Linked DNA regions of Homo sapiens: all the other regions are linked to region 3. A link is a loop called in an ENCODE intact Hi-C map of the cell type or tissue named here. Cell type or tissue: K562. All regions are shown on one strand. Each heading gives the region's core, and the rest is flanking DNA. Links, peaks and the distances in the headings are about the cores only. Region 1 overlaps EPS15 (epidermal growth factor receptor pathway substrate 15). Region 2 has its middle 12 kb from the start of TTC39A. Region 3 overlaps OSBPL9 (oxysterol binding protein like 9).

What was found. A loop is a pair of places that touch in the nucleus more often than their neighbours do. Peaks named below come from ENCODE experiments on the same cell type or tissue, not always from the same donor. Only the 100,000 strongest peaks of a DNase experiment are listed, where the experiment ranks them.
Region 1: a loop joins it to region 3, with 2.6 times the contacts of the local background. A loop is called at or near these places in 4 of 110 quality-filtered maps.
Region 2: it touches region 3 in a loop (2.5-fold over the local background); 5 of 110 quality-filtered maps call a loop at or near these places.

What each region holds. Positions count from the first base shown.
Region 1 is chr1:51,444,506-51,454,429 of GRCh38, forward strand. It overlaps EPS15 (epidermal growth factor receptor pathway substrate 15), which reads right to left. Exons shown (of 25, transcript NM_001981.3): 9 at 3,541-3,630; 10 at 2,455-2,600; 11 at 384-540. Among named protein-coding and RNA genes, the nearest start is that of EPS15-AS1, 69 kb to the right of the region's middle. In K562, for the core only: a CTCF peak has its summit at 4,464; no DNase peak of the experiment used is centred there.
Region 2 is chr1:51,337,680-51,347,603 of GRCh38, forward strand. It overlaps a transcript of TTC39A not described here. Among named protein-coding and RNA genes, the nearest start is that of TTC39A, 12 kb to the left of the region's middle. RefSeq lists enhancers at 4,266-4,315, 4,366-4,425, 4,786-4,865 and a silencer at 7,157-7,586. In K562, for the core only: a CTCF peak has its summit at 4,442; DNase peaks (open chromatin) are centred at 2,902 and 4,412; H3K4me3 peaks cover 178 bases; H3K27me3 peaks cover 671 bases.
Region 3 is chr1:51,762,922-51,772,845 of GRCh38, forward strand. OSBPL9 (oxysterol binding protein like 9) reads left to right here. Exons shown (of 24, transcript NM_024586.6): 12 at 2,901-3,060; 13 at 9,149-9,261; 14 at 9,684-9,802. Among named protein-coding and RNA genes, the nearest start is that of MIR761, 69 kb to the right of the region's middle. In K562, for the core only: a CTCF peak has its summit at 6,249 (motif pointing left); a DNase peak (open chromatin) is centred at 6,220.

The DNA.
Region 1 (9,924 bases), core at 1,934-6,933, 320 kb before region 3:
TTTCAAATCTGTATCATTTTATGTAAGAGTGAATCATCAAGTGAAACACAATAATTTAATTTTTATAGCTTTCCTTTTATAATCTATTCATAAAACTTAATTCACAAATCCAGGAAAGGAAAAATAAGCCCACATTTTCCAATTTTAAGACTGGAAATATAGTTGTCATGTTTAATGAATGGGGTAAACAAGCTACTGGCCAAGGATGTTATACAAGGCACTCCAGCATATTTATAGGCACAAACTAAACCACAAACAGTATACTGTTCTGCTCTTAGCCAGATACATTTTCTCTTCTATTTCATCCAAATTGAATCTGTAATTCGACATAGTATTGTTCCTTTGAAATTAATACATTCAGGTTTCCTTTTAAGCTTTCTTACCTTTTGTAAACTGGCCCTGTCTGATGGTGGAATCATTTCAGGAGTAAGAACGTGAGGAGGATCAATGCCCTTGATTAACTTCTGACTGATTAAGTGAAAAGCCAAGGCAAACTGATCCTTTGAAAGCTTCCCACAGTCCTTTGTGTCGCATAATGACCTGCACAAATAAACAAAATGAATGGTATGTAAGTGCCACAACTGCAAAAAGTCCAGAGAAAAAGTACCACTATGCAGCTTTTTTAAAATAATGAGGTGAATTTAAAAAGACAGTCACACCAACTTGCAGGTTATTAAAAACTCACTCAACTGTTCGAAGAGGTAGATCAGCTAAGATGGTAAAAAGAGAATGTTCACCCTGGTGCTGAGCAGGAGCCTCTAATCTGGGTTTACACTTTGTGTTTTCTTACCAATTTTCAGAACCACTATACAGTAAAAGTTGTGGTGGGCCAAAGAATCCTAACATTCCTTACACCCAACATTTTTAACATTAAAAGATATTAAAGATAAAATCTAAGTCTCAACAAATTTGATTCACTGGTGGCATTAGAAGGATTCTAAAACAAGCACAATTTTGATATTGCTATGCCTCCTGCAACTCTTGGAGTAGGAGGATACAAGGATCACCAAGCCAAAGCAGAATAAACAGCTGCAAATGGAAATCACATGTGAGGAAAAGGCAGCAATCTGGAAAGCTTTACACAATCACTTGAAGAGAAACTGCAAAGGTTTTACTCTACTTTCTTTTTCTGTAATTAAAAAAAAAAAAAGCTCAGCTTTCTGAAATCCTGATCTGTTTAATGCACTGAAGGCCAGTAGGGCCTGATGAAAAGACTACATAAGTAAAAAGACTACATGTCACATAGATCTTAAATTCCAGCTTTTCTACTTATTTCTTCTTATAACCTTGGCTAAGTTTTTTAACCTCTCCAAATCTTAGTTTCCTCATCTATAAAGTGGAGATGATAACACCCATCTTGCGAAATTACTATGAGAATTAAAGACAGGATATATAAAAAGCTTAGGCATAACATTAAGCCCGTGACAACTGCCATTTATTGAGTATAGTGCCTACCCTAGGCACTCAATAGTGGCAGCTACTACTAGTTATGCATATTTAATCTTTCCCAGTCTTGGGTTCTTGTTTCTTTTAAGGCAGATCTACTTACTGTCTGCCTCCCTTCTTTTCTAAGTTTCTCTTTACAACCATGTGGCCCCACTTGTGACGTTTCTGCCTCTTGAAAACCTGAAGATAACCTCTGGTATCGTTAGGTGGATTGGCGGCAGACAAACTATAAAGCATTTTCATATACATTATCTCATTTTCTGTGAAATTCATTAAAGACACTAGGGTTTGCCTTTTCAAGGACCAAGTATGTTATTCCTATGTGAAGGTATGAAAGTATACATATACACTATAAAATTATGCAGGTATGCCTTGAAGATACTGTTTTTTACATTGTTTAAATTTCAGATATCTGGATTCTCTCTGAAAATTTTAAGTTTAATTGATATAAACAGAAGCTGGATTTTAACATTCTAATAACAATTAACTGACACTGTCATTCTTTTTTTTTTTTTTTTTGAGATGGAGTTTCATTCTTGTTGCCCAGGCTGGAGTGCAATGGCGTGATCTCAGCTCACTGCAACCTCCACCTCCCAGGTTCAAGCAATTCTCCTGCCTCACCCTCCCGAGTAGCTGGAACTACAGGCGCACACCACCATGTCTGGCTAATTTTTTGTGTTTTTAGTAGAGACAGCTTTTCACCATGTTGGCCAAGCTGGTCTCAAACTCCCGACCTCAGGTGATCCACCCACCTCGGCCTCCCAAAGTGCTGGGATTACAGGCGTGAGCCACCATGCCCAGCGGATGCTGTCAATCTTATAAAGCTTCAGGTAACCCATTCTCAAGCTTTTGTCCATTAGCCAGAAGAATTCTTCAGATTCTGATTTTCTCTATAAAAAATTCTGAAACAAAAACTGTCCTATTTACAAATGACTAAAAATCAAAATGCAGAAACTGGAATTGATACAAAACCATATTTTTAAAAAATCAATTCAAATAAAGTCTTACCATATATGGGCTAGTAAGGTAGAAGGTAAACCTGTTTTCAAGAATATTTCACGGACCTCCAATCCAGACACAAATCCGTCCATATCTTTATCAGTTTTCAGGAAGATTTCATCATATTTAGCTTTTTCTGCAGGGGATACAACCCACTACAGGGAGGAAAAAAAACAGTATTTCTGCCAAAATGAAACAAACTTTGAAGTGTCACTCTTTCAATCCATTACAATATCCATCACAAATTCTGAACAATTCTACCCTACTAACTCAGAGCAACAATGTATCACTTCCATATGACATCTCAATCAAAATGCTGTGGGGAAGAGAAAATAACAGAAGAAAATACAGGTCAGTTAGGACTTATCCATAGGTGCACATTTTTACTTTTTTTTAAGAAATGAGTAAATTCAAACATAGTTAACTCTTGACTAATGCCCACATTAATATAGGTAACTGAAAGTCTGTATAAACAAAATACTCAGATAATTCTCAATCTTTATTTTTTATAGTTTGACCCAGCAGTGTTAACCATAGCCAAACTGGCTGATTTGCATATCCTGTCATTATCTTCCTTTACTCAATCTGACAAGAGGCAGGCTGGGGGCAGAAAAAAAAAAGCCTTGGACAACCCAGAATTCAATAATTTGATCCCAAAGAATCAAGAGTTAACTAGGTATTAAACAAAAATAAAAACAACTATTAATTATGCCAGGGCAAACATGCCATGTTAGCATGGAGCATCTTCCATTTCTAACTTTAATTCCAGGGAGATCAAAATAAAACCAATAAAACATCCATATGACCCAAGGCCTAATGTAGAAGGAATATCTGTCTTCTCTGGAGTATCACATTATGCAGGTTCAACGAGATGGTGCTCTAAAATTTTTATCCTTTTAATTGCTCTATCTTTGTCAAATAGTAAACTGTTAAATGCCATGTACTTTGTTAAAAAAAAATCCTTTAACACTGATAAATCTATACCTGTCTTAATGGTGCTTTGGTAGGTAAAATGCCTACAGATGGTAAGGAGTGGTAAGATTCCTTGGCTGATGCTGAAGAGGGGATCAACCGCACAGAGCCTGATATACTGACCGTTTTTCTCTTAGATGGTGGCACCAAGGCTGGAGGCAAGGACATTGGCACAGGTTCTTTCTCCAGTGCACAGTATACCAAAAACATGGCCTTCAAAATAAATGAACCAGGGTCATATATATTAAAAGCACTTAACATCCACCCACTGAATTGATTATTGTTCAATGATAAATCATCGTCAGGCTCTCAAATCCTTTTTTAAGAAATTGGGCTGGGAGGGAAAGAAGAGGAAAATGAGGGAGGGATGAAAGGAGGGAGAAAAAGAAAGAAATAAAAACTAAGAAATTTTTAGGAAGATATCCTTAGTAAAAATTTAGAGACGTACCCTTCAACTAAAGTTCTTGCAATGTCAAAGGCAAACAACAATTTGAGAAGACAACATATGCAAAGAAAGAAGTACTCTCCCTAATATATAGAGCTCCTAAAAATTAACAGAAAAAAAAGTCCAATAGAAAAATGGAAAAAGAGTTTGAAGAGATATTTTACAGACAAGCAAATCCCTTAAATGGTCCATTCTTTAACATAAAAAAAATGCCCAATCTCAGATGAAAACTGTAAGTTAAAACTATACTGAAATACCATTTTCTACCTAATTGGCAAAAACTCAAAGTTTCATAATATACTTTGTTAGCTAAACTGTGGGGAAATTTTTACACTGCTGGTGGGAGCTGAGCGGTAGCATGCTACCCCAAAACATTCCACTTTGGCATAAGGATTATTTTGAACTGAAAGCAACTGAGAAGTAGTAGCATCAAAAAAATAAATAAATAAATAAAAGCTCTCTGCCCTCCTTCTATATGCCTAAAAGCAGGATATAAATTTACAAAGGTATCCCTCTTGCCCTCTCTACAAGGAAGGATAACAGTTCCTGCCCAAAATGAATTCAGACCCTTATCAGCCTAGAGGTGTCGCCAGAAGAATTACATAACAAACTTAATGCTGCTGGTGGGAATGTAAAGTAGTTCAGCCATTGTAGAAAAGTCTGGTGATTTCTCAAAGAACTCAAAGCAGAATTATCAATGACTCAGCAATCCTATTACTGGGTATATACCCAAAGGAATATAAATTGTTTATCATAAAGACATATGCACACATATGTTCATCACAGCACTATTCACAATAGCAAAGACATGGAATCAACCTAAATGCCCATCAATGGTAGACTGGATTAAAAAAATGTGGTACATATACACCATGGAATACTACACAGCCACAAAAAACAACAAGATCATGTCCTTTGCAGCAAAATGGATACAGCTGGAGGCCATTATCCTAAGCAAACTAACACAGGAACAGAAAAACAAATACCATATGTTCTTGCTTCTAAGTGGGAGCTAAACATGGAGTAAATGGGGTCACAAAGAAGGAAACAACAGACATGGGGCCAATGTGAGGGTGGAGGGAAGAAGAGGTTCAAAAAACTACCTATCATTTATTAAATGAATGACAAAATAATCTGCACACCAAACCCCGTGACATGCAATTTACCTATATAACAAACCTGTACATGTACCCCTGAACCTAAAATAAGAGTTAAAAAAATTCATTGTTCTTTGTTAAAGATGCTATATTAGGCTAAGTTTCTTTTGCAGTAAAGGAAGAGTTTAATTGATGCAAAACTGGCCACACCACACGGAAGACAGAGTTATTACTCAAATCAATCTCCCCAAGAATTTGGGGGCTAGGGTTTTTCAGACAGTTTGGGGAAGGGGTGGGGGTGGCTAGGCAATGGGTGCTTGCTGCTGACTGGCTGAGGGTGCAATCTTGGGGTACGGGAAATTGTCCTCCTGTGCATTGAATGGCTTCTGGGTGGGACCACAGGAACAAGTCCAGGAGGAAGCCATGGTTGCAAAAAACTCCAAGTGCAGGGCAGCTTGATTCCAGGGTGTGGAAAAGGCATAAGGGAGGCTCCACTGAAGATTCAGTAGGAAAATTACATGGCCTCGCTGTGAGTGCCTGGCCCGTGGCTGGATGTCAGATGCTGCTCTTCTTCTCTTTCTTACTGGATCACTCAAGAGATGGCCAAGGAGGTATTCCTAATAGCTCAGAATTTGGAGAGGATGTGTTCTGGTATTTTTGGGCTTCAGCTAGCTGTGGTGAAGGATTGGGCACAACGTGGGACATAAGGCTCCCAACTGCTACCCTGCAGGAGCCAGGGCACTCCTGGGCAGCTCCTAGGATGGAAAGGCCACACTGGGGGGGGCTGTATTTTAGTCCGTTTTTGTATTGCTATAAATAAATACCTAAGGCTGGGTAATTTATAAAGAAAACAGGCTTAACTGGCTCACAGTTCTGCAGGGTGTACCAAGATGGCTCCAGCATCTGCCTCTCATGAGGCCTCAGGGAGCATCCAATCATGGCAGAAGGCAAAGGGGGTGCAGACGTGTCACATGGCAAGAGCAGGAGCAAGAGCAAACCTGAGTTGTAAGCCACCTATTTGACAGTTACTCCTTTCCTGAGTTTCTTCCATGTATATATGAAATATACATGTTAATAAACTTCTGTTTTTCTCTTATCTTTTGTTACAGGGTTCTCAGCCAAGAACTTAAAAGGGTATAGGAAAAATTATTTTTCTTCCCCTAACATGCTCAAATTGGTACCACCCCTATGAAGGGCAAACTGGCAACATCTACCAAATTGCAAATGTGTTTCCCCTTCGGCTCTGCAATCCCACATCTGGGAATCTATCCATATGAAATGCTGTATGAAAAAGATTAATTGCAGCACCGTTTGTATCAGCACCCAAATGCCCATCTACAAAACCTGGTTTAAAAAATTATGGTATACTCTACACTGGGAAGTTAAGGTAAAAAAATTATTTTTAAAAATGGTATATCCATATAATGAAATACTATAAAGCATTAAAAAAATCACAAAGAACATTGTGTGTCTTAACTGTGGTGGTGCCTTCAGGCATATAATTGCCAAAACTCATCAAATTATATACTTAAATTGGATGCAGTTTGTTGTGGATAGCCTTGAATAATGCTAACCAGGAAAAAAAGAATCATGGAGCTCTCATAGTGAAAAGGTATCCAAGATAAACTGTTAACTATGAAAAAGTATAGTGTTGAACAGTGTGTTTAGTGGGTTATCTTTTGTGGTAAGGAGGAAATAATTAGTTATATTTGTTTATATTTGCATTAAGAAATTCTAAGATAGGCTGGGCGTGGTGGCTCACGCCTGTAATCCTAGCACTTTGGGAGGCTGAGGTGGGTGGATCACCTGAGGTCAGGAGTTCGAAACCAGCCTGGCCAACATGGTAAAACTCCATCTCTACTAAAAATACAAAAAAATTAGCCAGGCGTGGTGGCGCATGCCTGTAATCCCAGCTACTTGGGAGGCTGGGGCAGGAGAATTGATTGACCTTGGGAGGTGGAGACTGCAATGACCTGAGATTGTGCCACTGCACTCCAGCCTGGGAAACAGAGAGAGACTCCATCTCAAAAAAAAAAAAAAAAAAGAAAGAAAGAAAGAAAAGAAAAAAAAAGAAATTCTAAGATAAATAAGAAATTAAGAAAATTAGGCATAGAATAGGGATAAATGGAGCAATTGAGAGCAGGGGTGGAAATGAGATTTTTTTCACTGTATATCTTCTTATATTGATTCTTGAACCATGACAAGTATTTTTAATACATAAAGCACTTGCACAAAATGGGAAAAATTTGCATACAGACTGTCCCAGAATATATTCTCTTCATTTTAAAGCATTCAAGGTACCTTCAACACTTTCAGAGCATGAAAGTTTTCCATAACTATCTTTTAGCATATGAAATCACTCAAACTAACTTGGAACCTCTAGAAAGAGTCCAGCAACCACGAAAAGAAAGCTTGCATGTTTCTTAAATTTTTATTTCTTTTTTTTTGGTTGGTTTGTTTTTTGCCCAGCACAGTGACGCAATCTTGGCTCACTACAACCTCCGTCTCCTGGGCTCAAGCCTTCCTCCCACCTCAGTCTCCCAAGTAGCTGGGTCTACAGGTAAACGCCACCAAACCCAGCTAATTTTTTTTTTTTTAAAGAGATGAGGATTAGCCATGTTGCCCAGGCTGGTTGGTCTCCAACTTCTGAGCTCAAGCGATCCACCCACCCCAGCCTCCCAAAATGCTGGGATTACAGGTGTGAGCCACTGAGCCCAGTCTCTTGTTAAATTTTTTCTTCCAGAGAAAATTTGCATATAATCATATATTAAGTTTTGTGGGGCTTTCACATATATTTATATATTTATTTAATTTGTTTATTTTATTTAATAATTTATTGACAAAGGCTCACTCTGTTGCCCAGGCTGGAATGCAGTGGCGAGAACACAGCTTGCTGCAGCCTCAACCTCCCAGGCTCAAGTGAGTCTCTCACCTCAGCTTCCCAAGTAGCTGTGACTACATGCGTACGTCACCATGCCTGGCTAATTTTTTTATGTTTTGCAGAGATGGGGGTCTCACTACGTTGCTCAGGTTGGTATCAAACTTCTGGGATCAAGTAAGCCACCACACCCAACCCCTCAATTTATTTATTGAGCACTCAATGCAACAACATTCATCACTGATTTCCAGGATTACCAATCTCATTTTACAAATGAACACACTGAAGCTAAGATGCTAAGTAACTTGCCCAATATAATATTTTTAAGAAGTGATACAGTGGGGTTCAAACCAACATCTTCTGGCTACAAAGCTCTTGTTTTTTCCAAATTTGATCAGCTTTATTAGCAGCACATATGTAATCTTACAATACCACGCTGTCCTTTACAAGCGATAAAACTAAACCTTAACCCATTGGTACCCAAATTTTAGCAGGCATCAGAATTACCTGGACAGCATGATAAAGCACAGATTTCTGGCCCCTGCACTCAGAATTTTCTAACCAGCAAGGTTGGGCCTGAGAATTTGCATTTTTAACAAGTTCCCGAATGATGCTGATGCTGTTTGTCCAGGAACCACACTTAACCAAGAATTCTCCTCTCCTTTTTCACTAGCCAACCTAGAAGAATTCAATTTCAGTTTTAGAAACACACAAACTTTTTATTTCCAAAAGCCTGAAACTCCAGAAAGAAAACAATCTGACTAACATACACTTCCAACCAAATTCACAATATATGTACTGTGAAATTGTCAGAATGGCACTGAGCTAAGAGAAGTGCCTAGTGTACACATTAACAGTCAGCACTTCTCTTGCTGCAGATGGGAGTCATTTCCTGGAAAAGTGGACACTAGAAGCGAAAAAGCAACGTTAGCCATCTGCTGCCAATAGACAACACATTTTTATGAAAGTTAAAAATATATATTATTAATTTCATGTTGCCTTGAAAATAGTTTCCCTGGCAAAACTAAAGCCAAAAATTATACCTCCAAATAAAAGAGCAAAAGTGAACAGAATACTTTTAATACTGCTGGGTTGTGATTTTGTTTTCTTATTATATTGTACTTATTCCTATTAAAAGTATGCCACTGAAACAAAAGCAATTAAATCAAATGCATTCACACACACACCAAAAAAAATCTGGTTAGTAACTAGTTGTCAAACTGAAACATACTAGCAAGTGCATTTACACAGAAAGAGACACTTAAGGAAGAAGCATTTAGAATGTCTTTTTATTTCAAAGTAAAAGTATAAAAAATTTTATTAATAAGAATAATAAAAGTATCAAACTCCTGAGACAGGAGGGAAAGAGGGGATTTAATTTTACTGTTGCAATCAGTTACTAACAGCTGTCCACTTTCTCTGATATTTTTTCATTTTCCATGCTTTTAGGCAGTATTTCTCAAATTTTAGTCACCATGAGAATCACCTGGAGGGTTTTTAATTCTTGGCCAAAGCCCAAGACTTTGGTGAAACCCTGTCTCTACTAAAAATACAAAAATTAGCTGGGCGTGGTGGCAGGTGCCTATAAACCCAGCTACTCTGGAGGCTGAGGCAGGAGAATTGTTTGAACCTAGCAGGTGGAGGCTGCAGTGAGTCAAGATCTCACTACTGCACTCCAGTCTGGGCGACAGAGTGAGACTTTGTTTCAAAAAAAAAAAAAAAAAAAAAAAGGGAAAAGATCGTGCTCAGTTTTACGACCCAATAGGAGGAGGAAATATGTAAACAGTTAATTTTAATACAACGTGATACACACTAATACACACAAAAACAGCTCCTCTATACATCTCTAAGTGCCAAAAACTCTTCACATAATGAAGACCCAAACAAATATTACTGACAAAAGCTTAAGCCACTTTCAGTCTAAGAACTTACCTGATAGAAAAATTTAAGGCTTAGTAAGAATGTAAAAACCAATAGATAGATATGCAGACAAACAGCAAAGTAAAAAGGGCATGAGTCTATACTTCCAGAGAATAGAGTAGGAAAAGGGAAAAAGTAACTTTACAGTGGTGAAATCTGGCAAACAC
Region 2 (9,924 bases), core at 2,153-7,152, 430 kb before region 3:
GCCTCCCAAAGTGCTGAGATTACAGGCGTGAGCCACCGTGCCCAGCCCCTTTCTATTTAAAATTGAACCCCTGCCTCCATCCTCCCAGTTCTTCTGCCCTGCATTATTTTTCCACAGCGCTTGTTGTCAAGTGACATCTTTTTATTTTGCTTATTCATTTATTCTCCCTCTCCCTATTAAACTAAGTTCCACAGGTAGGGCTTTTGTTTGTTTTGAGTGGGGTCTCACTATATCGCCCAGGCTGGTCTTGAACTCCTGGGCTCAAGTGATCCTCCTGAGTAGCTGAGACTCTAGGGACATGTGGCTGTGCCCAGCTTCAGGAATTTGTTTTTGCATTATTGTTTTGTTCTCTAATGTGCCTAGAACAGTGCCTGGCTCAATAAAAAGCCTTGCTGCCTAAACGAATTTACTTGAATATGGAAAAATATGAAAAAAGCAGAACACAAAATTATCCACCGAATATTAAAAAGAAAACCCTGACATCTATGCATTTTAGGAAGCATGAAGAGATACTGAAGCCATTTCTGGGGGAGGCAGTACAATATACTGCTGGGAATAGGATATTTGACTCTGAATTTTGGCTTCTTCACTATAATCCAGGGCAACACTCTTCACCTCTTTGCGCCTAAGTTTCCTCCTCTATTAAAGTGGAGAAAGCAAGGCTTCCCTGGTCAGAGTTGTGTGGATTACAGATGATGCTGCATGTCACATGCTGGCTGTTGGGGCACAGTCAAAGGCAGGTATCTTGCATTACAGATCACAGAGAAAGGGAAAGAGAACATTCTAGAGGCAGCAGGCAAGTTCAGAAGGTGTTCAGGGGAGAGGAGCTGGGGCTTGGAGGGAGCAGTGGCAAGCAAAGGAGGAGAGAAGGGGAGAAGGGTGACCACCCGAGTGCAGCGCTGTCGAGTGGAGATTTATCTTTTTTTTTTTTTTTTTTTTTTTGAGACAGAGTCTTACTCTGTTGTCCAAGCTGAGCGTAGTGGTACGATCTTGGCTCACTGCAACCTCCACCTCCCAGTTTCAAGTGATTCTCCCGCCTCAGCCTCCCAAGTAGCTGGGATTACAGGCACGCACCACCAAGCCCGGCTAATTTTTGTATTTTTAGTAGAGACAAGGTTTCACCATGTTGTCCAGGCTGGTCTTGAACTCCTGACCTCAAGTGATCCACCCGCCTTGGCCTCCCAAACTGCTGGGATTACAGGTGTGAGCCACTACACCCAGCCTGATTTATCCTCCTTTGAGTGGCCTGTCCTGTGCTCAGGGTCAGCCCTTTGGTACACCTTTCAATCACCCAGATGTAAAGCAATTGCCCACATACTCATTTACTTGGCAGTTTCTTTCAACCTGAGATTTAGCTACTGTATGTATCTGAGGAAGGACGTATCTTAGCTTGAAATGAATTGAGCGGCTGCAGTGCTTCTTCTTGCAGGGTGTGGGGGCTGGTCAGAGCAGACCCTGTAAGAGGGAAGCTAAGGAGTAACACCTGAGGCTGCAGGAGGCAAAACAAATTTCACTCCCATGGGAAGAAAAGGAGCCAAAAGGAACGGGGTGTCTTAGCCCAGTTCCACGTGGATGGGGTCTCTGATGTCCCACCTAGTCCTAATATAATTGTCCTTTTGGCAGGGTGTCATGGGGCAAAGGACCAGCCATTTATAGGGCAGGGGAAGGATTTTACTTGAAAGTGGTAGATTTCCGCACTGCTGATCACCTGGGAAAGACTGATTTATTATTTTATAGCCGATCTTAGCATAAGAAAGGAAGCCTTGGGAATCTTGGGCTAAGAGAAAAATTCCTCTTTTTTCCTGGGAAAGAAGATGTTGGAAGACACATTGGGCCCTCCCAGAAGTGGATGTTCTACAGGAAGGCTCCTTCCAGGATGGCTGAGGGGAGAGGGCCATAACATCATAAAATCATCTGTCCCTCACTCCCTTCTTCCTAAGGTGTTTTTAAAAGTTATAGCCTGGCCAGGCATGGTGGCTCATGCCTATAATCCCAGCACTTTGGGAGGCTGAGGTGGGAGGATCACTTGAGGCCAGGAGTTCAAGACCAGACTGGGCAACATGGTGAAACCCCATCTCTACCAAAATAAATTAATAAATAAATAGAGATGTTATAGCCTGGCCTCAGCCGAGCTGCTGGGGAATTAAGGGAAGGGGCTGTCCCACCCATGGCATGGGGTGATTGCTATAGAGTGACAGTTTGCATCCCCCAACATTCATATGTGGAAATCCTTATGTCTAAGGTGATGGTATTAGGAGGTGGGCCCTTTGGGAGGTGATTAGGCCATGGGTGCAGAGCGGGATTGGTGCCCTTATAAAAGAAGTTCAAGAGAGACTCCTCGCCCCTTCCTCCATGTGAAGACACAGCAAGAAGGCACCATCTATAAGCCAGAAAGCAGGTCCTCATCAGATACTCAATCTGCCTTGATCTTGGACTTCCCATCCTCCCGAACTGTGAGAAATACATTTCTGTTGTTTATAAGCTACCCAGTTTATGCTATTTCATTATAGCAACCTGAATGGGAATGAATTAAGAAAGGTGATCTAGCAAAGTGCCTCAGCGACCATTCCCCCACCAGGCCAGGGTGGTGGTGGCAGTCAGGGAGAGAAGGGCTGTGTTTGGCAAGGCCACAACTCAGGAGAGTGGTGGGTGGCACAGGCCCCGAGAGGGTCCATGAGGGACCTTTCAGTTTTCAGATCTCAGAGCATGAAAAACAGCAGGGGGACTCAGAGGAATGGGCAGGGTGCTCCAAATATATCGTAATTTGGGTATGTCATGAAACTACAGCTTTAAGGCCTGCTCAGTGGTCACATTTGCTAAATGCTGCCCTCCTCCCTCATCACCGCCCCCTTTCTCCTCCCCTCCTCTCCAGCCCATTGGCTGAGTGAGGAGCCTCTTCTTACTTGACCCCACCTCTCAGGGAACAGTGATTGGTTGAAGGAAGCACCAGTCAGAGTAGTCTCCTGAGCTTTTTCAGACTAAAGCTGGTGAAGCCCTTCCTCTTATAATCATCACTCGCGCTGGTATAGCAGCATGCCGTGCAGTGCTTTACATAAACTAACTCATCCGATCCTCACAACAATCCTGGGAGGTGAGTCCTAACATTACCCCCATTTTACAGATGAGGAAACTGAGGCACGAGAAGCTAAACAGCCTGTCCAAAGTCATACTGCTAGAAAGTCTCAGAATCAGGCTTCAAAACCAGCCTAAGGCCGGGTGCGGTAGCTCTTGCCTATAATCCCAACACTTTGGGAGGCCGAGGCTGATGGATCACTTGAGGTCAGGAGTTTGAGACCAGCCTGGCCAACATGGTGAAACCCCCTCTCTACTAAAAATACAAAATTAGCTGGGCGTGGTGGCGCATGACTATAATCCCAGCTACTCGGGAGGCTGAGGCAGGAGAACCTGGAAGGTGGAGGTTGCAGTGAGCCGAGATCGCACCATTGCATTCCAGCCTGGGCGACAAGAGTGAAACTCTGTCTCACAAAAAATAAACCGCCCCCCCACCCCCCGCCCACACACACACCAAAAAAACAAAACCAGCTTATGTGGCCCCAGAGTACTTCTCACTGCTTTGATTTACCATCCCAGGACTTGAGCTTGGAAGCTGCTGACAGCCATGCCTTGTACTGAGTGGAGAAGCAGGTGAGCATTAGGAGAGAATGGAGCTGGCCACAGACAGAAACTGCTTTGAGAGGCAGAAATTTTCAGGAAAGGACAAAGCAACTCAACCTCAGATCACAGATTTGAAGATGTTACAGGAAATGTGGTGTGCTGGCAGAACTGAAGTTGCAACCCAAATCTATTTCTCAATGACCCCCAAAAGGACCTAAATGTTCCAAGTTTGAACCCCTCCATAACTGATAGTGGGACAAAGGTTGCTTGAATGTCTTTCAAGTTCTTGTCACCAGGGATTGAGGATCTGAGGGACCACAATGTGCCTCTCACACTAGAGCCCTCTCCTACCCCTTACAATCACCCTCAGCAACAGGGGGCAGAGTAAAGTCCTGGGATTAAAAGCTTCAACACACACACACACAAAAAAAACCTTGAAATTTTAAATCACAAGTCTGGGAATCACAAATGCTTCAACTTGCAGGATCTGAGAATCACAGAGGTCAAAACTCAGCACTGGCCTCAAGTCCAAATTCATTCCCAAGGAAGAGACCTCAAAGCCACCCAAGGATTCCTGCCACCAAATTAGAAACTCCCAACCTAGAAGCATCTGAGAGCTCCTCCAGCTCAGGCTGAAACCAAGAGCAGGAATTCTGACTACAGCAGTCCTAGCAGGCCTCCAGCCTCCTTGGCTGGGCCTCTCCATTCTTGAGGAGGCCCCTCCCTCCCACAGCAGATCTGCCACTCAATTACTCTCTCTAAAGCAATCTGCCCATCTGCACATCCCCTTTTATTTTTGGTGCTGTCTCCTACCACAAGTGGGGGCTATGGTATGGCTAAGAAGGGCCTGATTTGTAGGCTGAGTAGGGTGCGGTCCCCATTGTAAGATGCATGGGCGTTAGGAACAGTCCCCTTTCCTTTTCCCAGCAGTTCCCAGCTACCCAATCCTGGTGCCTGGAATCCCACCATTGACTCTGAAGCCTTTCAGAATCCCCTCTGCTCAATGCAAATACCCTGGAAGGAAGATTACCTCATAACAGTACCGAGAAAGAAGTGAACACCGAATATGCCCCAGTGACTGTTAGGTCCTTTACAAATGACTTCAATAGATCTTTCCACAGCTCAGAGAGTAGCTATTATTTTACAGCTGAGGAAACTGAGGCTCACACAGATCAAACAATGAATCAATGTCAAAGAGCCAGTAAGTAAGCGGCAGAGCAGGGGTTGAGCACCCCTCCACATCCCCATCCCCCCTGCCAAACTCTTTGCCCTTGGCTATGCTGTGGGACACAGGGTGGTGTGGTGGGCGAGGGGTGAGGGTGGAGCGGTCACAGGGCCTGAGCTGGGAGAATGGAGACCCAGGTTTGAGCCTTGGGTGTGAGACCTTGTGTGGTCAACTGGGAGTAAAGAATTCTCTGGGTATTTGTGCCCAGCAAGTTCCAGCTGAAGCACAAAGGCGCATGTGTGCAGGCTCACAATGCACTTCCTCACACAGGCCCACTGGGGGATGCAGAGGCCTCTGCTTGACCAGAGGCCACCCCTACACCTTCTCCTCAGCCTGTCCATTCACTGCTTCTCATTTCTTCCTTCTTAGCGTCTACCTCCCATTCCCTCCATTCTCCTAACCCATACCCCAGCATCTCTCTCCTGGACCACCACGCCAGCCTCCCCTCTGCTCTCCCTGCACACTGAGAGGTGTGTAACATACATACACGGGAGACCCCGAAGGCTCCCTGGTGCCCACAGGACGATGCACAACTGGATTCTCCCAGGCAGGGAAGGTCCTGGAAGGCAAGAAAGCCATGTGGCCAAGTGATCTCGTGCTCCTCAGAAATCATCCCATGTCCTCATCAAAACTGAAATGCACTCTGAGCCCCATTATGTGCTGTGCTCTGGGAACATGGGGACAAATGAGCCCTGTCTCCTTTCCATAAGTAGTGGAGAAACAGAAAAGGAGGAGGTGACAGTGATCCAGCATTGAAATCGTCTGTCCACAAAAATCCTTTCTCCGTAGGACAGCGTGGTCAGCTTTAAATAAGTAAATGCCCTGCTAAAGCCCTCCAGTGGCTTCCCACCACACAGTGAAACCTAAATTCCTGGTCCTGTTTGTTCTGGCCAGCCTGCTTCCTGGGTCTCAGTGATCTTCCATCACTCTCCCTCCTTTCTTCTCAGACACAGCTCAGGGTTTGATGTGAGCTATCCTGCCTGCAATGCTTCAGCACTGCCAATTTTACTGGGCATAACATTGCCTTATTGTATGCCTCGCCCAGCATCTATTTCTGATGTTTACTTGTCTACTTGTTTATGTCTCTCTTACTAGAACCTGGTTGCCAAGAGCAGGACCTGTATATCTGAAGTAACACCATACCTGCAGTGCCTAGTACAGTGCTGGCCCAGCACACAAGTGCTCAACAATGTGTGCTGAAAGGCTGAATGAGAGTCACCAAAGGGTGGTGGAGAGCCATGGAAGGGTTTTATTTTCTTTAATGTTTTTTCCTTTATTTATATAGAGATAGGGTCTTGCTATGTGGCCCAGGCTGCTCTCAAACTCCTGGGCTCAAGCGATCCTCCCGCTGGGATTACAGGCATGAGCCACCACGCCTAGCCTATGGAAGGGTGTTAAAGCAGAAAATGGCTTGGTCTGGTTTGTGCTTTAGAAAGGATGTGTGGAAAGGGAGAGACAGGAGGAGCTGGGGAAGGGGGCCTGATGCAATAGTCCAATGAGAATAAACAGCTTTGAGAGAAGTTGGGAGGTAAAATCAACAGGACTTGTAGACGGGGGTGGGAGAAAGGTAGGGAGGTGTCAGGGATGACTCCCAGGTTTCGGGCTTGGGCAACTGGGTGGATGACCATTCACTGACACGGGGACACCGGAGGAGGAACAAGTTTGGGGCTTGCCAAGTTTGAGGTGTTCATAGGACAGTCAGATGGAGGTGTTGGGAGGACAGTTGGATTGCCCTTTCCCTGGCACAGCAGGGTGAACTTTAAAGATGTAAATATGAAGGGAAGGGCTGAACCTCAGAAGATGTAAATATGCGGGGAGGGCTGAACCTCAGAAGAGAGGTCAGGGCTGTGGTCCCCTCTCACAGGAACACAACTGGGGCGCACTAACTTATCCCGGAGGTAGGGTCAGCTAGGGAGGTGGCTGACACACCCTGGAGGGCTCGCCTTGGAGGAGCTGGGGTGCACATAATTCACCCTGGACTGGGACTGGAACCCAGGACTTCCCCCACCTGCTCCTCGGATGTGGACAACCCCTCAAGCACACAGAGCCCTGGCTTCATCTGTCCGGGCACACAGCGTGCCCACACTTGGCTCATGCAGACCTGAGGAGAACCAGGTGAGAGGATGGAGGGTTGAGCGCAGACGCCGCTGCCCAAACCTGACCGCCAGCCCCACCTGAGGTCCTTCTCACCGAGCTGACTTCGCAGATAGCCCGCGTCTTGCGACACTGAGCGGCGCTCAGGTGGGACCGCGTCTACCCTCCCCAGTTCCCGCCCTGCTGGGGGCGAGGACAGAGAGCAGGGGGCGCGCGGCGCTGCCCCTCTCGGGCCTCCGGCCGACCCCCACGCCCAGCAGCCACACACCCTTTCCCCAGCTGTGCCTCTCAGCTGTTTCCCCGACGTCGGCTGGGTCCTCCGGCGGCCCCTTGGTCCCGTCCGCGCCTTCCGCCGAGTCCCCACCCCTGCCCGGTACCTGCGGTCGCTTTTCCCGGAGGCCGCCTCCTTCCAGGTGGTCAGAAAGGCCATGGGCGCGGGCCGGGCTCGGACGGGGCCGCGGGCGGCCCCTCGCGGCGGCGGCGGCGGCCGTGGAGGCTACAGTGGCAGCACCTGGACGGGGCGGGCAGGGCGGGACCCGTGGCTCCTCCCCGCCCTGGACCTGCGCCTCCCTGCCCCAAAGTGGAAGGGCTTAAGTGTCCCTAGAGCGGGCCTGAGGTCCCTGGGCAAGCCCACTCCCACCCAGAACCAGAAAGGACCCCAAACACTCTGAAACCCCTCATTGGGCACCGGGAGAAACGGAGCTCCAGGCTTTGTCCAAGGTCACAAGGGGGCCAGCGGCCGGTCCCACTCGGTCCAGAGCCCAGCCTCCAAACTGACGGGCCACACGATGGCCTTACCAGGGTCCCTGCGGGACATAGCAGCACCACCAACCCTGTTCCCTCCTCCCTACATACAGAGCCAGCTTTGCTAGGGCCTCGCCGGAATGGGGTCAGAAGCTCGGGACCGAGTCAAATGCTGGGCACAGAGCACCAGCAGCAGGGGGCTGATGGGCAGGGAAGTGGAGAGCAGCTGTCTGGGCCTGAGGGTGGAGGCTGCAGGCCAGGCCAGGCCCTGGAGTGACCCACTTCACCGACTTATGAGTCCAGTACCCCGTGGCAGGTCGGGGGACAGAGGAGAATGAGCCACCGCCCCATCTCCAGTGTAAACTTTCTTTGAAGCCCCACATTTCATCTTAGGCTGCGTACATTTTTGGTTTTTATTTTAAATTACCACCACCAAGCAGAATCAGCTCTGGAGCAAGGGGATCCCCTGGCGTGCAGTCCAGGGGCTTTTATGGGAGGCCCAACTAAGGACAAGGAGCAGGGGAGCACCGTGAGGAGGCATTTGAGAAGGCCTGCTCCAGCTCCAGTGTGAAGAATGGATTCAGGGACCCCTGGAGATTTAGCTCATCAGAGAAGGTGGGGGTTGAACACAGGGCAGGGGCAGGGTGGCTAAGGCCCATTTTTGTTTCCTTTTGGGCTGGGTCTGTATCCTAGGTACTTGTGCAATACAAATTTCGTGTCCAATAAGTGGTGACTGGTTTTCACATGTCAGGTGTTCTCTCATGTGTCAAGCCCTGAGCCAGGCAGTTTACACCAATTCTTATTTATCTGCATCTTGTTACATACTCACTCATCCCCATTTTACAGTTGATGAAACAGGTTCAGAGGGGTGAACGACCTTTCCTGAAACCAAGTTGTGAAGTCAGGTCTTACACCCAGGCTTCTCTGCCCAATCTGGTGCTTTCCTCCCACCCTGCCTATGGACCATGGGTGGGCTGAGCACGGAGTGGGAGGCCCTGGGCAAAGCTGCCCAGAGGGCAGAGGCTCTAAGGACCATCTGGGCAATTTCTCTCACTCTTCCCTGGTAGGCAGCAGAGAACATATGACCTTTCACTCATATCATGGTCTTTGCAGATCAACAAGGGCCGGGGAATACTGCTTATCTGATCACAAAGCTAGAGCTTCTAAATCTGGAAAATCCAGTTACAGTATGCCCAGGGACCCAAACCCCTTAGTCCAGAGCCTTGTCCAGCTTGGCCAGCACTGAGCACTTAGCCAACTTTCTCCTGGGTTCGCAGGCAAGAAGAGCCACAGGACCTCAGAAGCCTGACCTTCTATGGGCCCAGAGCCCAGTTTACTAAGAGGATTAATCTCACCGAGCCTGTCAGCCCACAGCCAGCACCACTTCCTCCAGGAAGCCATCCAGGATCTCCCCATCAGAGCGGTCTCTCCGTTTTCAGAGGATACATTTTGTCTCTCTCACAGCATTTAGCATTACATATTTTAAAATCCTTGTATAAGTTATTTACAATGGTATTTCAGATTTCTCTCTGAAGGTACAGATAGTATCTCATGTGTCTTCTACAGAGCTCAGCACTATTGCTATACATAGTAGGTACTCAATGGTGAGTAAATAAAGAAGGAGCTAATACCTATCAAGCTTCTACCCAATGGCAGGCACTATGCAGAGAGCCTTTACGTATCTACCTCTAATCTAGACAACTGTTTTAAGAATATTTGGGTCAGAAGTTTAGAAATGTTCCTAAGATCAAATCAGGAGCTGGGATTCAATCCCGGGGTTCTTAAACTTCAAGGCTTGTTTCTTATTCTTCTTCCTCATCTGTTTAGAATTATGTTACTTGGGCACTATTTTAAACTCTTCACATGTGCCAACTCATTTAGTCCTCAAAATAATCCTAACATGTATGTTCTTTTACAATCCCAATTTTATAGTTGAAAAAGTGAGGCAGGTAGGAATTAATTTGCTCAAGATCACACAAACTAGTTAAGTGGCAGAGCTAGGACTCAACACACACAGCCCGACTTGAGAATGTATATCTTAACCCTAGCCCTAGTTTTCCTGCCACGCAAGCTATTAGATGCACAAAGCATTTACAAGCCACTTTTTCAAGCTTATTTTGAATCATGTAATAAACCCAAGGTAGAATCAGTTTTATTCTTCCCATCCTCCCTTCCACTGGAGCCACACTGCTTAGGTTAAAATCTTGGCCCCACCACTAGGTATCTGCACAACCAGGCAAGTTACT
Region 3 (9,924 bases), core at 3,134-8,133:
TCAGTCTTTCACCTTTTTGCCAGTTTTATAGTTAGAAAAAAGATACTTCATTTTAATTTGCATTTTCTTTTTGTTTGTTTAAACGTTTTGTTTTTTGTTTTTGAGATGGAGTCTCACTCTGTTGCCCAGGCTGGAGTCCAGTGGCACTGTCTCGACTCACTGCACCCTCCACTTCCTGGGTTGAGGTGATTCTCCTGCCTCAGCCTCCTGAGTAGCTGGGATTAAAGATGTGCGCCACCACGCCCCACAAATTTTTGTATTTTTAGTAGAGACGGCATTTCACTATGTTGGCCAGGCTGGTCTCGAGCTTCTGACCTCAGGTGATCTGTCCACCTCCACCTCCCAAAGTGCTGGGATTACAGGTGTGAGCCACCGCGCCCAGCCTGCATTTTCTTAATTCGTTTAGGCTTAGGGTCTTTATTTTTTCTCTGTTTTACAGGGATACTATCAGTGTTAGATACTAGATTTATCTTGTTTTAAAATTAATTAAATGTATGTTGAATAACTTGTAGAACCAAACTCAAGGAAGCATCTAGCACTTTTCACACTGTTAAACCTGGAAACCAAAACCAAAACCACTCTTGAAGAAGTGGGAGATCAGCCCCTTTTGTTCATCCTCAGATTTTTTTCCCGGGTAGGATTTTTCCTGTGTAATGATGAATAATTACCCTGTGATTTAAAAAATTCGAATTAGTAAAAGTACTGATGCTATTACTTTGATCTTTACTATTTAACAGCATGGGCAGTTGCCTTTGAATTTTGAAAGAAAAAAAATAGCTCTCTTACTTGAAGCTCTTGGGAAAAGGCTGATAAGCAATTTGAATAATGAAATTGAAATATTTTGGCTGACTTCTGTATTTCCTGAGCTGTGTCACCTCTTCTTCATTTAAAAAATAGTACCTGTTTGTTGTTGTTCGTATTTTTATGTTGGAATTTTGAAACAACCAAAATTCCAAAATTTTTCTGTTTGGAAATACGTAAAACTAGCAACAGACTTTGAGAAAGTGAGAAGCTCTTCTTATGTATATTAATTTTTGTAAAAATTACTTCCAGAAGATAATCTTCTGAAAACTATTTCAGTTGAAGGTATTTCAAAAATCTAACACTTTAGAGTAGATTTAAAGAAAAATTTAAAATTAAATTCCTGTGATTTATATCTTATTTGATTTTTCATCCTAACTTCATTTTCTCCACTTTTCTTTCCCTTACTTCTCTTGTTAATACAAAAAAGAAATAAAGGAATAAGATAAAATGTTTGCTCTCCTAAGTAAATCTCAGATCTTTTGTTTGCAGTTCCCACTCAAACTTTTCTTCTTAGATACAGTTTCACTTGTGTGATCACCTGGAATATTTGCATGCTACTTAATCATTTGCAATTCTTGATCAATTTTTTTTTTATTCCAATAAGAAAAAGCTGCTTTTCTCTCTTACTTTTTCTGTTGGGTAATAAAAAGAATATGAAGTTATTTACTAATAAGGTGAGCTACCTTTGGAATTTCCAAAATAAGCATTACCTTTTAGGGGTTAAACTTTTTGTGTTATCTTTTTAAAATACCTTTGTGAATATGATGACTAAATGTGGCAAACTGATGTGCTTTTTTTCACAACTATTGAACCATACATATAGGAATGGGCAAAAAATCCGTAAGTGACTCTGGATTCTTTTTTTTTTTTTTTTGAGACAAGGTCTCACTCTGTTTACCCAGGCTGTAATGCAATGGCACAAACACAACTCACTGCAGCCTCGACCTCCTCAGATTAAGTGATCCTGCCCCAGCCTGTCGTGTAGCTGAGACCACAGGCACATGCCACCATGCCCAGCTAATTTATTTATCTATTTTTTTAAGAGATGGGGCTCTCACTTTGTTGCACAGGCTGGTCTTGAACTCCTGGCCTCAAGCAGTCCTCCCAACTGGTCCTCCCAAAGTGCTGGAATTACAGGCATGAGCCATTGTGCCTAGCCTGGATTCATTTTTATTGCTGTCTTCAATTTCTTCCAGAACTGTGGCCCTGGCTTTCAGATTGCCATCAGTGTCTTAATAAACTTTAGTCTTCACCAGACATCTGTAGATTAGTATAAATTGCCTGACTGACAGCCCTTAAATGCTCAGTAAGTTAAATTGATCTTAATACTCCATTTGTCGATTGGTTTGATACTTTTTTGTTCTTGCTTTACTAGTAGATAAGGTACCAGATGATCATCTCAGAGATTAGATGGCAGGCTTCTTTGTCTGGGTCTTCATTAATTTCCATTTCTTTAGTTAGACTATTTAGGAATAGAAAAATGTTCTTCTGAATCTTTTCATTTTCTGCATTCTTCTCATCGTAGTCCTCTATTTTTATCTCCACCTCTGAGCCCCTGACTTAGGTGGAAAAGAGGAGAGGAATTTGGATGGTGTGTGTATTTTCCATGTGATTGCCAAAAAATATTGAATGATAGGAATGTGATATCCTGCAATATTTTAATGTTTATGTGGTCTTAATATTCTTTTCATTTTGCATTCCCAGTGGCTCACTGCTGCATTTTTAGGTATCTGGATCTGCAGTGTAAAATAAGAGTCCCGGCATCCCATTGTAATCATATCTGTTGTTGGACTTGCAACTCCACAACTCATATAATCAAAAGGGCCCCCTTCCTAGTATTAATGATAATCTTTAATTATAGAATGAGGACATAGCTTTTTGTTTCATTTATTTAAAAGGCTGTGTCCTCATTTTATATCATGATTTGCCATTTTCTGTGTGGAGTTTAAATGTTGATTTTCTTTATAAATACTGTAGCGACTTTTACAAACTTAACCAAACTCTTTTTTGATTTTAGAAAAGTCTGCTTTGACTCCATCTCCCTAGTTTCTTCTCTTTCACCAATATTTTTCTCTAAAACCCTTTTAACTTCCTAGGCAGTGGCCATTCACCACCGAGTAGCAGTCTCACTTCTCCAAGCCACGTGAACTTGTCTCCAAATACAGTCCCAGAGTTCTCTTACTCCAGCAGTGAAGATGAATTTTATGATGCTGATGAATTCCATCAAAGTGGCTCATCCCCAAAGCGCTTAATAGAGTGAGTAGATGAACAGAATATGTATTTAAATGATTCTCCTGATTTTTAAAAATCTAATTTGATTTTGAGACTAGTGTTAATGACAGACTTGCCTCATCAGTTATTATTTGGGAAAATTAAAAGGGCAACCTTTTTAATAGAAGTTTTTTTATTGATGTATAATAGTTGTATGGACAACTTGTTTTTGGTTGGCTTATTGAGCAAAGCCAGTTCTGTGAGAGTTTTGATTTTAGTCCTAAGTTAATCCAAGTGGAATAAATAGCATCACCTATAGTAATGTGCCAGCGTTATTAGTTGAACCCTGGCCGTTTCTACAGTACCAACATTAGGAGAGGGTCCAATGAGAGTGAATAAGCTATGAAGCATTATACAAATAAGAGGTTTCTATTACTTTTTTCTTTTTTTAATTAGAGTGGAAATATTCAACACCTATCAGCCAGGCACTGTGCTAGGTTGATATCAAGGTTACAAAGATCCAGGCCCTGCCCACAGGGAACTTTTGGGGGAATAGGCAGACATTTATAATCTAATGAAATACGTGGTATGGTATCTTAGTCCCTTTAAGCTGCCATAACAAAATACAGTAATCTAGGTAGCTTATAAACAACAGAAATTTATTTCCTACAGTGTTATGGAGCAAAAGGGGCTTGCTGCCCAATGTGCTAGAAGCCATTACTAAGTCCCAGGTTTTTGAGGAAAGAAAAGCTTTTTATTGCAAGTCTACTTACAGGGAAATGGAAGTCCACCTCAAATCTGTCTCTCTGCACTGGCTTTAAGGCACTAATTTTATTTAAAAACGTTTAGGGAGGCCAAGTGTGGTGGCTCACGCCTGTAATCCCAGCACTTTGGGAGGCTGAGGCTGGCAGATCATGAGGTCAGGAGTTCGAGACCAGCCTGACCAACATGGTGAAACCATCTCTACTAAAAATACCAAAAAAAAAAAAAAATTAGCCAGGCATGGTGGTACATGCCTATAAATTCCAGCTACTCAGGAGGCTGAGGCAGGAGAATCACTTGAACCTGGGAGGCGGAGGTTGCAGTGAGCTGAGATCACACCACTGCACTCTAGCCTGGGCAACAGAGCAAGACTCTGTTTCCAAACAAACAACAACAACAAAAACAGTTTAGGGAGCCAGGTGTGGTGGCTTATGCCCCTAATCTCAGCAATCTGGGAGGCTGAGGTGGGAGGATCAGTTGAGCCCAGGAGTTTGAGACCAGCTTGGGCAACATGGTAAAACCCTGTCTCTAAAAAAATACAAAAATTAGCTGAGTGTGGTGGCACACGCCTGTCGTCCTAGCTACTCGGGAGGCTAAGATGGGAGAATCTCTTGAACACAGGAGGTGTAGGTTGCAGTGAGCCGAGATTGGGCTGCTGTACTCCAGCCTGGGTGACAAGAGTGAGACTCTGTCTTAAAAAAAAAAAAAAAAGAAGTAGAATTACTGATTTACTTTCATTTTACTTGTGTTTGTTGTAGATGTATTAATAGCTTAGTTTTTGTTGGGAATTACTTCTAATTCTGCTTTCTCAGGGGACTGTTACTATACTGTTACTATAGCTAGGGTTTTTGCTTTTTAACACAGTACAAATTTGGAAATAATTAAATGTAAATTTGCAAGCCAATTACCTTCAGCCAGTCCTATGTGGTCTAGGTGAATATATATAGTTAAGACGTGGAAGGGAGGTTTAAATCTACAACTAAAGAAGGCCAGTGTAGCAGAAAGGGCTTAGTTTAGCATATTGGTTTCTTTTTTTCATTTTGAATGTTAAAACATAAACTATTGAGAAACCATTGTTAGCAGTTTGCCAATAGAAATTTAATTTTGGAAAAAAAGTTTTTATAATAATGGGGTTAAAAGAAAATAAGCATTTGGAAGAAAATTCGAAAATGAAAGGTTATTATTAATTTTTGAAGGGTTCAGTCATTATTTTATTTAAAAGAGAATTAAAGACCGTCTTTTTTTTTTTTTTTTTTTTTTTTTTTGAGACACAGTCTTTGTCGCCCAGGCTGGAGTGCAGTGGCGCCATCTTGGCTCACTGCAAGCTCCGCCTCCCGGGTTCACGCCATTTTCCTGCCTCAGCCTCCCGAGTAGCTGGGACTACAGGCGCCCGCCACCACGCCTGGCTAGTTTTTTGTATTTTTAGTAGAGACGGGGTTTCACCGTGTTAGCCAGGATGGTCTCGATCTCCTGACCTCATGATCAGCCCGCCTCGGCCTCCCAAAGTGCTGGGATTACAGGCATGAGCCACCGCGCCCAGCCTTTTTTGAGACGGAGTTTTGCTCTTGTTGCCCAGGCTGGAGTGCAATGGTGCAATCTCGGCCTCCTGGGTTCAAGCAATTCTCCTGCCTCAGCCTCCTGAATAGCTGGGATTACAGGTGCCCACCACCATGCCCAGCTAATTTTTGTACTTTTAGTAGAGGAGGGGTTTTGCCATGTTGGCCAGGCTGGTGTCGAACTCCTGACCTCAGGCTGTCCGCCTGCCTCGGCCTCCCAAAGTGCTGGGATCACAGGCATGAGCCACTGCACCTGGCCTAAAGACAATACATTAGCTATTGTTCTAAAAAAGTGCAATTGAATGTCACTTGCTAGTAAATCACTCATGTATCCATCCTTTAAAAGCATATGACTGTATTCAGTAAAAGCTTGATAATATGTGGTTAGCTCTTGGTAACATCACTGATAGACACTCTCTGGCTCCGTTTTGAGGGATTCTCCCAAAATTTCTATGAAATCGAAACATTTAAAACACCTGTTGTACCTGTAATAGGCAGGTCTACAAAGTCATGCACAGGCTCATGGGCTTCTTCTATTCCTGCTGTTAAGGTTCCTTCTATGCTCTCCCAGTACCCTGTCCCATAATAAACACACAGTTCATGAACATCTCTTTGAAAGGGTCCAGAGTTAAGTTTTTATGTCCAACTAACCCACTCTGTGTTCCTTTTCTCCCTCAATTTCACTCTTCCTTGTTTGTATATTCTAATCTAGAAGCCCAAACCAGTAAGGACTGCAGATGTTTTATTTGGGCAGCACAGTGTTCTGTTGACTTGTTTTTTGTTTTGTTTTAACAAGGCTTTAGATTCTTTCAGGTTGGGTATGCTGACTCCCCAGTTCCATATATATCTTATGTCTTGGTCCTATCCACATATTCTCTGCCTGGCATCTGTAGCTATTTGAGCTTGTGACACCTGCTGGTCATCAGCTGCTACTGCTGATTTTCTAACTGAGGTCAAATTTCTTTTTACTATTTTTTGTTTTTCTCTTTCTGAAGGAAGAGAACTTGAAAGCTTAAGTCCTTTCACTGTTCTTTTTCTAAAGACCTATACTAATGATAGCTTCTGTGTAACTATGGCACTGAGCACTGTAGTTTACACATTTATAAATTAGATAAAAGTACATGTTGGAAAGAACTTGTACTTTGGAGCCAGACGTGTTTGAAATGGCTCCACTACTCACCAGCTGTATGACTTCAGACCAGTCATTGAACCTCCGAGCGTCTGTGTATTATGAGCGTCATTGTGTTTTCCTTAGGGTTGTAATGTAGATATAGACATACCGTGTATGGTGCATACAAGGTACTCGATAAATTATTATTATAATTCATAGCTTTAAATTGTTTTTGCATACTTTATGATTTTATGCCTAAATTCTAGACAACTTAGCCCATTGCAGATAAAACTTTCCTGTATACATAGGTGTTGTTTTTAACTGTTTTCTTTATATCATTTGTTCTGAACAAGGTAAATTATGAAATGGCTGAAAATTTATCCCATTTTTTTTCAATTTACAGTCTTACTGAGTATTTCACTTGGCTCAGACATGGTTTCTAATCATGGGTAAGGAGAAAAAACACAGCATAAATAGGACCTTTGAAATTACATCTAAAATAAGATTCATATGTTATAGGATTTGGGGTTTTTAGGTCAATTGATTTAAAAGATTGACTCTATTTTGAGATACATCACAGAGGCACAAAGCATTTTAAAGGTAACTTTCATGCTTTTTTTTGAGACAGAGGGTCTCACTCTATCACTCAGGCTAGAGTGCAGTGGCACGAACACAGCTCACTATAGCCTCAACCTCATGGGCTCAAGTGATCCTCCCACCTCAGCCGCCCCAGTAGCTGGAACCACAGGCACACACCACCATGCCCAGCTAATTTTTTTTTTTTTTTTGAGACAGAATCTCACTCTGTCGCCCAAACTGGAGCTGGAGTGCAGAGGTGCGATGTCGGCTTATTGCAACCTCCACCTCCCAGGTTCAAACGATTCTCATGTCTCAGTCTCCAAAGTAGCTGGGACTACAGGCGCATGCCACCACGCTCGGCTAACTTTTTGTATTTTTAGTAGAGATGGGGCTTCACCATGTTAACCAGGCTGGTCTTGAACTCCTCACCTCAAGTGATCTGCCCACCTTGGCTTTACAAAGTGCTGGGATTACAAGCCTGAGCCACCATGCCCAGCCTAATTTTTTATTTTTTGTAGAGATGGGGTCTCACCATGTTACCCAGGCTAGACTCAAACTCCTGGGCTCAAGTGATCCTCTTGCCTTGGCCTCCCAAAGTGTTGGAATTACAGGCGTGAGCCATCATGCCTGGCCCCAGTTCTGTCATTTAATGATCATTTGATTTCTCTTACCTGTATCTTTTAGACATATTTTCCATTGCCTCTCAAAACTGGTGAGGTGGACATTAGTTATAATACCTTGTGATATATACTACTAAATAATCAAAGAAGTAATACTTAGTTACTCAAGAAATTTTGAAAAATAGGTAAGTAACCAGGGCAAACTAGAATAACATAATATATTCTAATTTTAGAATATCCTAATATTCTAGTGTTCTAATACAGGCAGAGCCCAGAGGATTTTTACAGCAGTGAAACTATTCTGTATGATACAATGGTGGATACATGTTGTCATATATTTATCAAAACCGATAGAACAGGCAACTCCAAGAGTGAACCCTAATATAAACTGTAGACTTTGAGTGATAATGATGTGTCAATGTAGGCTCATTGGTTGTAAGAAATATACCTCTCTGGTATGGGATGTTGATCATGAGGGAGGTTTGCAGGTGTGGAGACAGGGAATGTATGCATGCTGTCTATATTTTCTGTTCAGTTTTGCCATGAACCTAAAACTGCTCTAAAAATAAAGTTTATTAATTTAAAAAAATTAAAAGAAGTTAAGTAACAAGGGCAAATTATGATTAGATTAGAATACATGTTTTCGCACGTGTAGAGTTGTAATAAGACTCATGTGTACTGTTTTATAAATATCTAAAGCGTGAGAAATTTGATTTCAATTTTTACATTTAATAAGTAAATTGTGTGCCTTTTTTATTTTTCCTTTATTTATATACAAATACCAACTGGGTGTGGTGGCTCACACCTGTAAACCCAGTGACTTGGGTGGCTGAGGTGGGAGGATCACTTGAGGCCAGGAGTTCGAGTCCATCCTGGGCAACATAAGGAGACCTTGTCTCTTAAGAAAAATATAAATATACGTGCGTGTGCGCGCACACACACACACTTCCATCGGTAAATTATGATCACAGGTATGATAATCTATTAATAATAGAATAATCTTTCTTTAGACCTGTTAACTGGCTCATAAAAGCCAGTTAGCATGAATTTACTTGCATAAATAAGATGTTTTTTTATTTTATAATTTCAAGTACAGTTTTTTAATGATTAGGAAGAGTGTTAATACCAATGTGGGCTTTTATTAAAGGATCTCAAACATAAAGACAAGACATGTTTCTGAGACTTGCCGTTTCTGGAATTGTTGCCAAGAATTGTGACATATTTAGATTTATACCCAGTAACAAAATCATAAAAGGAACTCTAGTTTTAAACTTAAATGCAGAGGCAAAGATCTCACTAATTTTTGATGACTTCTAGGTCTTGACTATCAACATGGCTTTGTTGAGCACATCCTGTGCATAAAGGATAAGACAAGAGACCTTGTCATCAAGAGAATTCTAAAGCATATATATGCATGCATGTAACCAGCTAACTGTACGAGTCTAGCTTACTATGATTCTAAATTGCTTTCTTTAGCTTAAATAAGGTAATTAATGTTTTTATAGTTCTTCTGGATCTGCCTCAGTCCTGACACACAGCAGCTCGGGAAATAGTCTAAAACGCCCAGATACCACAGAATCACTTAATTCTTCCTTGTCCAATGGAACAAGTGATGCTGGTAAGTGACCTTTGATAATTTAACTTTTTTTTCTTTAAAAATATTTGTGGCCAGATGTGGTGGCTCATGCCGTAATCCCAGCACTTTGGGAGACCGAGGTGGGCAGATCACTTGAGGTCCGGAGTTCAAGACCAGCCTGACCAACATGGTGAAACCCCATCTCTACTAAAAAAATACAAAAAATTAGCTGGGCATGGTGGTGCGTGCCTGTAATCCCAGCTGCCAAGGAGGCTGATTCAGGAGAATTGCTTGAACCTGGAAGATGGAGGTTTACAGTGAGCCAAGATCGTGCCATTGCACTCCAGCCTGGGCGAAAGAATGAGACTCCATCTCAAACAAACAAACAAACAAAATTGTAATTCTAGTATCAGGACAGATTGGCCCAATTTAGCACCATTCTAATAAGATCTGCTTTATTTTAGACCTGTTTGATTCACATGATGACAGAGATGATGATGCGGAGGCAGGGTCTGTGGAGGAGCACAAGAGCGTTATCATGCATCTCTTGTCGCAGGTTAGACTTGGAATGGATCTTACTAAGGTAAGACCAAATTTGCTGTAAGTCTGTGTGGGTATGTATGGATTCTCAGTGATTGCGTGGTGAGTGTGCCTGCAAATGTAGTAAAATGACATAATTTCTTTTTATACCTGTGTCTTCTTGTG